Regions from separate parts of the Homo sapiens genome. Here region 2 is linked to region 1. The links are chromatin loops, found by intact Hi-C in ENCODE. Cell type or tissue: heart right ventricle. All regions are shown on one strand. Each heading gives the region's core, and the rest is flanking DNA. Links, peaks and the distances in the headings are about the cores only.

The links. Hi-C counts contacts between places; a loop is a spot of excess contacts. Peaks named below come from ENCODE experiments on the same cell type or tissue, not always from the same donor. Only the 100,000 strongest peaks of a DNase experiment are listed, where the experiment ranks them.
Region 2: a loop joins it to region 1, with 5 times the contacts of the local background. A loop is called at or near these places in 4 of 110 quality-filtered maps.

The regions. Positions count from the first base shown.
Region 1 is chr2:217,704,965-217,710,347 of GRCh38, reverse strand. The region is part of intron 2 of DIRC3 (disrupted in renal carcinoma 3); the gene reads left to right. Among named protein-coding and RNA genes, the nearest start is that of DIRC3, 83 kb to the left of the region's middle. In heart right ventricle, for the core only: no CTCF peak of the experiment used is centred there; DNase peaks (open chromatin) are centred at 607 and 2,967; H3K27ac peaks cover 1,079 bases.
Region 2 is chr2:217,180,347-217,185,729 of GRCh38, reverse strand. No RefSeq gene overlaps it. Among named protein-coding and RNA genes, the nearest start is that of DIRC3-AS1, 100 kb to the left of the region's middle. In heart right ventricle, for the core only: no CTCF peak of the experiment used is centred there; a DNase peak (open chromatin) is centred at 2,532.

The DNA.
Region 1 (5,383 bases), core at 254-5,253:
TGCTAGGCTGGAGAATGGATTGCATGGCATTTATCTTTGTGGGAGTAGAGATGGTGTTTCATGGTCTTTTAAATGAAATTTGAGAAGGTGGGGGATGCCGGGAGATGGAGTGCTTTGAAGCTCCACCAGTAGAAGGTCTCATTTAGGCTGAAAGAGGCTTTGGCTAAAGACAGAAAATTCAACATAGTATGGGGAGAGCAGGTTAGTGGGGAGGTATGTGAGATGACACCACTGTGGCACAGCCAGAACTTGAATCAGTGTCCAAAGGAATTTCCTCTACCAGAGTAGTTCTTCCAGTTTTTGCTTGTAAGAGCTCACCCACCTCGGAGAACATCTCAAATGGCATATTCGTTTAAGTTTTTCATTGCTTTGATGGTTCAGACAGCAGCCCTCAAGCCAACATTCCAGACTCTACTCAGCCTTAACAAACATTTAGTACTAGATGGTCTGTGTCTCCATGTCACACCCCTCTGATTCCTGCTGCCCAGGCAGATGGGCCACTGGAAGCAATGGAGAGGCCACTGTGGATGTGAGCACCACAGGGTTGTCAGAACACCATGGGTACAGCAGGGTGGAGGGAGGCTTCTGGCAAAGCCCAGCCAGGAACAAGTTTTCTTGTCCTCAGCAACATCTGGTGGCCATGACCTTCCCATAGCCTCCTGGTGGAAAGCTGCCATGGAAAGGAGGAGACCAAATGATCGGTGTCTTGCATTTGCATCCTGTGTCTCTACATGATCTTCATGATTTCTAAGCAACTTGCCTGAAGCCATATGGGCCTGGGATGGGTTTTTCCAGGAAGATGCAGAGTGGGTGTTATTTATTTAGATTTAATTTGCCTAATGGGGATTGATTTCTTAACATCTCTCAGAAGTCCTGTAAGCATTGGAGTCTGTTATCCTATGAAGGAAGGCACATGTAACACTTCTCTTATGCCCAGAACCCCAAAGGGAATTTAGGTATTGTCACCCAATTACTGTTTTCTTTCTTATCTGGTAAAGCAGGAAGAAATCTGGCCACCGCTGGGCTCTTGTTGGAGCCTCTGCTCTAACTGCAATAGAAGTGAGTAGTGTTACTGCAAACTCTACCAGGTGGTAATAGTGTAAAGGGCATGAATTAGATGACATGGATTCATGCTGTGGCTTTGCCATAGTGGTCTCAGCTCCAGCTCATCCATCTGTAGAGCGGGAAAAATAATAAAATCTACTTCAAACGTTTGCTGTGATAATTAAAAGAGATTACGCATGTAAATATAAAAGAAAGGAAACCAACAGCATGTGAGGAACACTTCAAAAGAGTCATCAGTTCTTTCACCTGGGCCCTAACAAGTCTCTAGTATTTGGGGCTGGGAGTTCTAGTTATGTTGTTAACAGTTGCTCATCAGTGGAAAGGCTTGAGGTCCTACACCAGGTGAGGGCTAAGCTCAGTTTCATACCTCTGAGAATCTCCAAAATTTTTCTTGGGTGGTCTTCTGCAGACCAAGCAAATCCAATTCTGCTCAAATGTATGCCATCTGTGTGTTATATATACACGTCACCTGACATCACCTGAATTGGAAGCCTCCAACTTAAAAATGGTGTGCAGGTCCTTGCACTATTTGGGATAGCACTGAAAGAGTTCTTGGTCCAACAGCATGGGAAATTGACCCAAAGTCGGTTTCTAATGCCTCCTTTTTCCCTGGGGTGGGGGCATGATGATATTTGTAGACAGTTACTTCTAATTCTTGTTTACTTACCTCAGTGGACTCTACCTTATCTCCTTCCCACTCTTCCTACTTTTTTTCCATTAACTGACAATGATTAAGTTTGACCTTATCTCACACATGCAATCAAAAGAAAAAGAATTCTCGTGATATTTTTATCAAAGCAAATAAAAACAATTATCAAGTAAACTTGGATACAGCTAAGAAATACAGAAAAGAATGACAGCACCCATAATAGTGAGTGCAGCAGAGAAAAGGCATTCATGGTTTGGGGAAGTGCAATTTGATCCGACCCTACTGGAAGGCAGTTTGGTATATATATCAACATTTAATAAATATGATATGGTAATTTCACATTGAGGAATATATCCTAAAGAAATGACCGGGCAATTCATATGCAAGATAGAGTGCCTATTAGAATGTTGTTTATAATACCCAAAATTGGAAACACAGTAAATATTCAGTAATAGAGATTTATTGACTAGATGATGGAATGCCAATATAATGATGCACTATATATCCATTTAGAATAACAATCTAAATTAGATGTTATTGATATAATCGAAAGGAAAAATGATTACAAAATATGTAGAATTCCATTTTTATAAAAACAAAGCATTAATGTATAAAAAAATCTGGAATGTATGCACATCTAATGGGAGGAGAAATTTTTAAAAATATTTTCCATTAATTGAATTTTGATTTTTTCCTACAATAAACAGATATTTCTTCTTTAATAAGGAAATCACACATATTTTAAATAGAACCAAGACCATTAACTTAGACTTTAAAAGTACCCAGAAGACATTTCCATCAGAATCTCAAAGTTTCTAACTTTCTCTCTCTTTAAACTAGATTTTCTTCCCAGGATTCTAGACATGTAAAAACCAAACAAACATTTCTTAAGCAATATTATTGATTAATTCTGTGCTGAATTACAAATATTGCCAATATGTTATTTTCTATCTTTTGACTGCATTTTCTACTTCAATTGGGCTGAAAGAAAGTTGAAGAAAGATTCTTAGTTCTGTTTTCATTTTTGCATGACTGTCCTCTCCAGCTGCAGCTTTGGAGAGGAAACAAACATTGAAACCCCATCAGGGAGGTAGCTGTGTGCATCCCATTCAGCCTGGCTGGAAGGAATCACTCCTGGAAACTAACCGAAGGGCAGAAGCTCATTTCCTGTCCTCTGGCACCCTCCCAGCCCTGCCACCCTGTCTCCACTTTCCCTGGCTCCCTCTGAGCCCTGTTCCTGGAGGGCTTTTGGAATTGGTCTTGGAGTACCTGTAGCTTAGCTCTTTCTCCCAAAGGGAGGTTTAACTTCTCCGTGAGGAATGAGTCACCATGCAGAGCCTGGAGCTGTGAGGCTGTTTTGTTCCAAGATCCGGAATCTTCTAGTCAGCCCTGAAAGACTTGTTTTGGCGGGTGCAGGCACAAGGCTCAGGATGGGGCATTTTGGCATTTGATTTCTGGCTACTAGGTATGTTAGCCAGAGTAGGCAGAGCTATCTAGTTAAAAACAGGAAGATTCATTGGTGTGGCATTTCCATGCTGGAATGAGAGTGGAGCCTGCTCTCCAGCTACCAAGGCCTTCATATTGTGTGACTCCATTATCGGACACTTGTTAAAGTTCTAGACTTCATTTGGATTTTGGCTGTGTGCTGGAGGGGAGAAACAGGATGGGGCAGCAACCTGAGAGACTGGGGTGAGGAACTTGAAGGATTAGGGCAGGTGAGCAGGATAGCATAAGATGAAGCTGGAGGTGGGGTGGGGTGGACCAGACTGAGTCTCTCCAAGCTGCCAAAGATTGAATAGGACCTGGTGAAAGGCTGCTGGTGGTGGGGAGGTTTCTAACCCTCAGTGTCCATCTGCTGAAGAGAACAGAGTAAGATGCCAAGAAGAAGTCTCTCTTTCTCTAAAAGTCATGAGACTATGTAATCAGTGTCCGATGGAATTTTCTCAACCAGATACTTCCCTTCCCCTTCCCCTTCCTCCTCCCCTTCCCCTTCCTCCTCCCCTTCCCCTTCCTCCTCCCCTTCCCCTTCCTCCTCCCCTTTCTCCTCCCCTTCCCCTTCCTCCTCCCCTTCCCCTTCCTCCTCCCCTCCTCTCCCCTCCCCTCCCCTCCAGATACGTTGCAGGGACACTAGTTGCCATGTTGTCTGCCTGTCATCTTAACCTCTTCTATGCTAGGAGAGTTCACCATTGTGTGAGTCCAGGTGGAAAGCAGGTCACCCCACCCTACAGAGTAAGCTCCAAGGGTCAGACTCCTATTCTCTGGTAATCTTGGAGGCAAAGTCATAGTCATGTGACTTAAAACAACTCTACCAGATACCTTCACTACAGGGCTTTGAGTCTCAAGAGGTATGACAAAAAGAATCAGGGATGCTGTAGGACTAGTTCTGCCAGTGGCAACAACCAGAATCCAGGGTCTAATGGTAGTGACACAGTGCTAGAAGAGGCAGTGTCTCAGGTCAAGTGGCAGCGAGAATGGCACCCTAAGTAGGTTTCTAGGGCATGACTGTGGCTGTTCTCCCTGAAGAGTAGGATTCTTCATCCTTCCTGTTGATTCTGTGGGCTACCCAATGTTGTTCCACTAAATTCCTTTTTTGAGCAAGAAATGAGCAGAATGACTTTCAGTTCATTTCCATTATTTGCAACCCTAAACCCTTACTGATACACCCCCAAAGGTCTTAATATTTTCAGGTTCATAAAGTTGACTTACTAAATGAGACTATATCTTAACCCTTTTCCTCCATCCTTCTAGATGTCCCTCTGGGGAGAACCTGTTATTAGAGGCTCTGATTATATCCTGTTTTCCTAATTTTAAGCTAGGCTTTAGATAGGCTAAGTGTTACAAGCATTTTAGAATCCCTGTGTTTTTTTTTTTCTTGAGGTAGAAAGAGTCTTTATGTAATGGAAATGAGCTCATCTTGACTCGTCACTGTTACTGACCCCTCACCAAATAGGAATTTATAGAAATTTGCTGTATGTCAATCAGAGTCCCAGATTCTACCCAGAGTGCAGCAAACAGGTGATTCAACCAAAAAGATACCTTAGCTTCCGCCTTGAATCATACCATCTTACATTTGTGCCGTGCTCTTACCTTTATAGACCTCTGTTTAGTCTGCTCTCTCATTCAATATGGGGGGGGGAAGTAGGCAGGAAATAGTCATTGCTATTAAAGTCTCTGAGCCCCAGTGGCCTCATCTATATAGTGGGACTAAGTGTAAGAGGCCAGGTCTTGAATTTGAGCTCTGTCCTTTATCTTGCAGAACTTGAACATGGTCAGTCCAAGGGCATACATACACTATATCTGCCAAGCTAGAAATCTGAGGAAATTTATCCTGGCAAAAATTAAATAGATGCACTCTCTCAGGAGGTAGTACCCTCAACTCTCCTGGTGCTAGGGAGGAGAGATGTCCATAACTAATGCCACAGAGCGTGGCTCTAGTGCCTGCTTTCTTCTACCTTCTTCCTCTCCCCCTTCAGTCCAGTCTTTTCACAAACCTGCTCCCTGCTCAGCCATGTCTTTTGCTGTCTTTCTCATCACTGTAATCCCAACGCCTAGAACAACTCTTGGCAGATTTCATTATTGAACAAAATTCTTTATTTTCCCTCTTGCCCTGATGAAGTTGCCAATGAACTTGGCATTGGAAAGAGGCACATGGAGAGCCACAGGAGAAGG
Region 2 (5,383 bases), core at 226-5,225, 520 kb after region 1:
ATAATTCAGGCATGAATGGTTCATCAGAAACTGCTAAAGGGAGAAATCCCGAAGTTAGAGAAATCTATCCCAGTCCAAAATGGCCAGCAAAACATAGAAAATGCCCTGAAAAAAGCAAAGAGAAGACTCGGTTCACAACACATAATAATGTTTCAGTCCATGATGGACTGCATATATGATGGTGGTCTCATAAGATTATAATGGAGCTGAAAAGTTCCTATTGCCTAGTGACATCGTAGCCATGGTAATATTGTACCCATCATGACGTCACCATCATAGCATCATAATGCAAGACATTACATGTTTGTGGTGATGCTGGTATAAACAAACCCACGATGCTGTCAATTGTATAAAAGTCTAGCACACACTATGATGTACAGTACATAATAATTGATAATGATAATAAACAATGATGTCACTGGTTTTATATTTACTATATGTTACTTTTTATCATTAGAGTATGGTCTTTCTACTTACTAAAAAGAATGTTGGCCAGGCGCGGTGGCTCACACCTAGCCCACCAGGCCAAGGTGGGCGGATCACCTGAGGTCAGGAGTTCAAGACCAGCCTGGCCAACATGGTGAAACCCCGTCTCTACTAAAAATGCTAGCCAGGCATGGAGGTGGGCACCTGTAATCCCAGCTACTCAGGAGGCTGAGACAGGGGAATCACTTGAACCTGGAAGGCAGAGGTTGCAGCGAGCCGAGATTGCGCCACTGCACTCCAGCCTGGGCAATAAAGAGCGAAACTCCATCTCAAAAAAAAAAAAAAAAAAAAAAAAGTGAATTGTAAAACAAGTTCAGATGGGTCCTTCAGGAAGACATGAAGAAGGCATTGTTATCATAGGAAATGACAGCTCCATGCATGCTATTGCCCTTGAAGACCTTCCTGTGGGAGAAGATGTGGAGGTGGAAGACAGTGATTTTGACAATCCTGATCTTAGGTAGGCCTCAGCTAATGTGTGTATTTGTGTCTTCATTTTTAACAAAGAAGCTTAAAAAGTAAAAAAATAAAAAATAAAAAAATAAAAAATTAACATGGTAAAAAAGCTTATAGAATAAGGATATAAAGAAAATATTTTTATTCTGTTGTACAATGTGTTTGTGTTTTCAGCTAAATGTTATTACAGGAGTTAAAAAGTTTAAAAAAGTTATAAAGTAAAAAATTTACAGCAAGCTAAAGTTAATTTATTATTGAAGAAAAAAATAGTTTTTATACTTGTAAGTGTAGCCTAAGTGTCCAGTGTTTATAAAATCTACGGTAGTATATAGTCAGGTCCTAGGCCTTCACAATCACTCATTACTCACTCCTGCCTCACCCAGAGCAACTTCCAGTCCTGGAAGCTCCATTCATGGCATGTAGGTGTACCAGTTTTTATCTTTTATACTGTATTTTTACTGTATCTTTTCTATGTTTAGATCTGCTTAGAGACACAAATACCCATTGTGTTACAATTCCCTAGTTTTCAGTACAGTAACATGCTGTACGGGTTTGTAGTCTAGGAGCAATAGGCTATACCATATAGCCTTGGTGTGTCGTAGGCTACACCATTTAGGTTTGTGTTTGTGTGCTCTATGAAGTTTGCACAATAACAAATCGCCTAACATCACATTTCTCAAACCAGGCCCCTGTCTTTAAGCAATGCACGACTGTGTAACTATCTGCTAGATGACTCCAGCCTGCTCCAGAGGAACTTGGGTATGTTTTTATTATTTGGTTAAAACTGTTTGGTTGAACAGGAGAGCCAAATAATATGTTTTGGTGAGGAAGATGGAGGTTATAATCACTATTGTGTCACTTAAAAATATACAGCTAAATATATGAAACAGTGATATTTTAATATTCAATGTTAGTTCTTTACACGGTGCCTTATATACAAACTCTGATGCCCCTACACCACATGCATACATCCTTCCATCAGAACTTGGCATCTTATCTTCTTGTCATTTTTGATTTGAGCTCAGTTCCATGTGCTCTTGATCTGGCACACTGACATGCAGCCTTTAGTCTCTTTTTCAATGAGCTGCTCTGCACAAAATCAGGTCAGCATATCTTGAGCACTTGGCCCTGGACCATCTCCAGACCAGAGCACAGCAGGTGAAATTCAGAGTGTCCTCTGCCCCCTGAGTCCTTCTTCCCCTGACACCTCCATGAGGTGGGGCCAATCTGCCTGCCTCTCTATACACTTCTCCAAATGCACAAAAGGCACCAGAGCCAACTGCTACCAGAGATTTAAAATACTAATATTAATAATAATAATAACCCCAAAGGAAAGTCTGCAAAGAGCAGGCACTGCTCATGACATGATATGTCTTCTAAGCAAACGTAGATGGGAAAAGAGGGGAGGGGAAATAGATCAGAAACCAAGAATAACCTCGGCTTTGGTGCTGCCAGCACATTCCGTGTCTTGAAAAACAGGAGGCTGTATTCAGGCTGGTTTCTGGGGAAGAAAATGGATCCGTGTATTTGTTTGTAGGTGCAGTAGGAAGCTCATGTCTGCCGTGCAGCAGTGAGCCATGTGTTGATGTTGGATCAACTGGACTTAATGTGCAGCTGTGCTCTCCCCGAGTGGGGAGCTAATTACTGCAGAAAGACACTCATTGCAAATCAGGTGACTTCATGTGGAAACTATAACTTAGAGTGAATGAATAAGGACTCCTGGAGATGAAGGCACAAGCTGCTAAAATAGCAAAGGAGAATCAAGGCCCCTTTCCAAAGATCTGCAGGTTGAACTTCTGCAGTGTGAAAGTGGCTCCAGAATTGCACACATAGCCAGGAAATGATTAGATGGAAGGAAGGAAGAAAGGAAACGCCCACCTTAATGTGCACAAGTCAAAGATCCAACACATATAGTCTCATAGGAAGTGAGACTGCAGACTTTCCCCTATAATATGCATTCATTTCATTCAAAGACTCAACATGCAAAACTTAGATTCAAATGGGACCCTTAAAATTATCGTTTCCCTCTAAACAAGAGTGAAATGACCCTCTCTTTTTCAAGTGATTATTTTCTTTATTTTATTTTTGAGACAGAGTTTCACTCTTTTTGCCCAGGCTGGAGTGCAATGGCAAGATCTCGGCTCACTGCAACCTCCGCCTCCTGGGTTCCAGCGATTCTCCCGTCTCAGCCTCCCGAGTAGCTGGGATTACAGGCATGTGCAACCATGCCCGGCTAATTTTTGTATTTTTAGTAGACACAGGGTTTCACCATGTTGGCCAGGCTGCTCTCGAACTCCAAACCTCAGGTGATCTACCCGCCTTGGCCTCCCAAAGTGCTGGGGTTACAGGTGTGAGGAACTGCACCTGGCCTCAAGTGACTATTTTCAATACTCAAACCTACCAATAGGAAAGGTAGTTACTATAACTTTGATAATCCTCTGTGGAATTTCCTAATTCCCACAAGTTGGAGGTTCTTTTTGATATTTGATCTGTTCACTCAAATAATTGGAAAAAAAAAAAGGAGAACACATTATCATATAACTACTTGTGATTAGGGAAATGTAGTTTAAGAATTATAATAGCTCACCACCAGGCCATGCTTTGCCACTACCATGTTGTGTGACTTCAAGTCAAGTCAGTTAACATCTCTGAAACTCACTTTTCCCATTTACAATGATAACAAGACTGGTTCCACCTACCTTATGTAGCTATTTTGAGAACCAAATATCAAATAATATAAAAGTTATTTAAAAAGTGTACAATGTGTTTGCAAATGCAAGCTTGTGCGGTGATTTAAGAATGGTAAAGATTGGCTTATTGATTTAATCGTTAAAATAAAAGAGACACATTTTTAGAAATTTAAAAATAGTAAAGGAATCTCTTGCATTTCTTTCTTTGCCAAAAAAAAAAAAAAAAAAAAAAGCTTCAAGGGCATTTCCTTAAACTTACATTCCATTTTGCAGACTCTGAAAATTACAAAAAGAAGTTAAATTTCAGTTGTGGGCTAAACATTTTGACTCTATCTGGAAGGGTAAATGTCTGTTTCCATTAAGTGATCCCAATTTCAAGGGCTTCATCTGAGCCATAAGCCATCATTCTCTACTTGGAAGCCAGAGGAATAAATTCTGACACAGGATGGAAACTCAAGAGGTTGGCAACTGACAAAGATTTTTTCATTTTCAAAAACTATGGCAAGAATGAGGTTGGCAAACAACAATTGTGTATGTCTGTGTGTACTTGTGTGTTTTTCCACTTTAGGATAAAAGTAATTAATATTGATATGATACCAGTAAGTTTTAACTTCTCAACATAGTTTAACAAAAGCATGGCTGACTCAGAGAAGGGGACAGCAAGAAAAATAGAAATTATTAAAAAAAAAAAGGAATATATATAGTTTGGGTTCAGTTACTGGCACTGGTGACTGTAGATTTTGTTGGTTGCCTTTTCAGCATTTCACCCCCTTGTTTCTTTCTAACAGAACCCGTGGTAGATTGGGAATTATACCCTTCTCCACGAAACCATATGTTTCACATCACAAGCATGGTGATTCCTTTGCCTGGCCAGCGATTGGTTTTGAGTGGGGATGTGCCCCCACTTTTGGTTAGCACTAATAAATGGAAGGAAGTCTTTTGGGAGGTTTGCGGAAAAGATCCCTCCATTTACTTCATGATGCAGCCTCTTGTTCTGCCAAAAGGTGCCGTGGCTGAAATGAGGCAGCCTTCTTGGCACCCTGAGAGGAGTTAGCTGGAGCATAGCAGGTCAGAAAATACAAAGACTCTTACGATAGAAGTAAAGAGGTCTTTATGATATTATTTAGTGATTGAAGAGCCAACCCTAAAATTGGCCTCCTTCTGGATTTCTTTTCGTATTATCTACAAACATCCTTCAACTTCGGTCAATTTGACTTGGGGGTTTCTATAGTTGACAGGTGATGTTATCCTAACTGATTCATTATCCATCTATGCTTAAAGCTTGGTGCTGACATTGCCAATGGCATTGAAATGATGCTGAATTAATGTGAGACAAATGGCTGAGTTGGTCCTTTAACAAATCACAGTTAAACAAATTGCCAAATGGATTAAATGTGTTCTCCGTCTTAGGTGTCATGCTAGGTGCTTGAGTTAAAGCCCAGTTTAGACAGCCCAAGATACAGTAGCCTTATAATTTCAGGCATATGACATTGCATTCTCACAAGCAATGAAGTACACACATAGTGCTCTAAGTCATAATTTTTCCCAAAAAGAACCTCTGCTTGTGCATCAAATTCCTTATTTGCAATGATGTACTTGCTTGCATATGTATTTTTCTCAACCCATTTAAAGAAAACATGAATGCTTTAGAGTACTACATCTTGGCTCAATTAGGACTTGCTAAATGGATTATTGTTTTCCATAAAGCACCTATTATGTACTAGGCATGAGGCCAGTGGCTTTAGGGGATATAA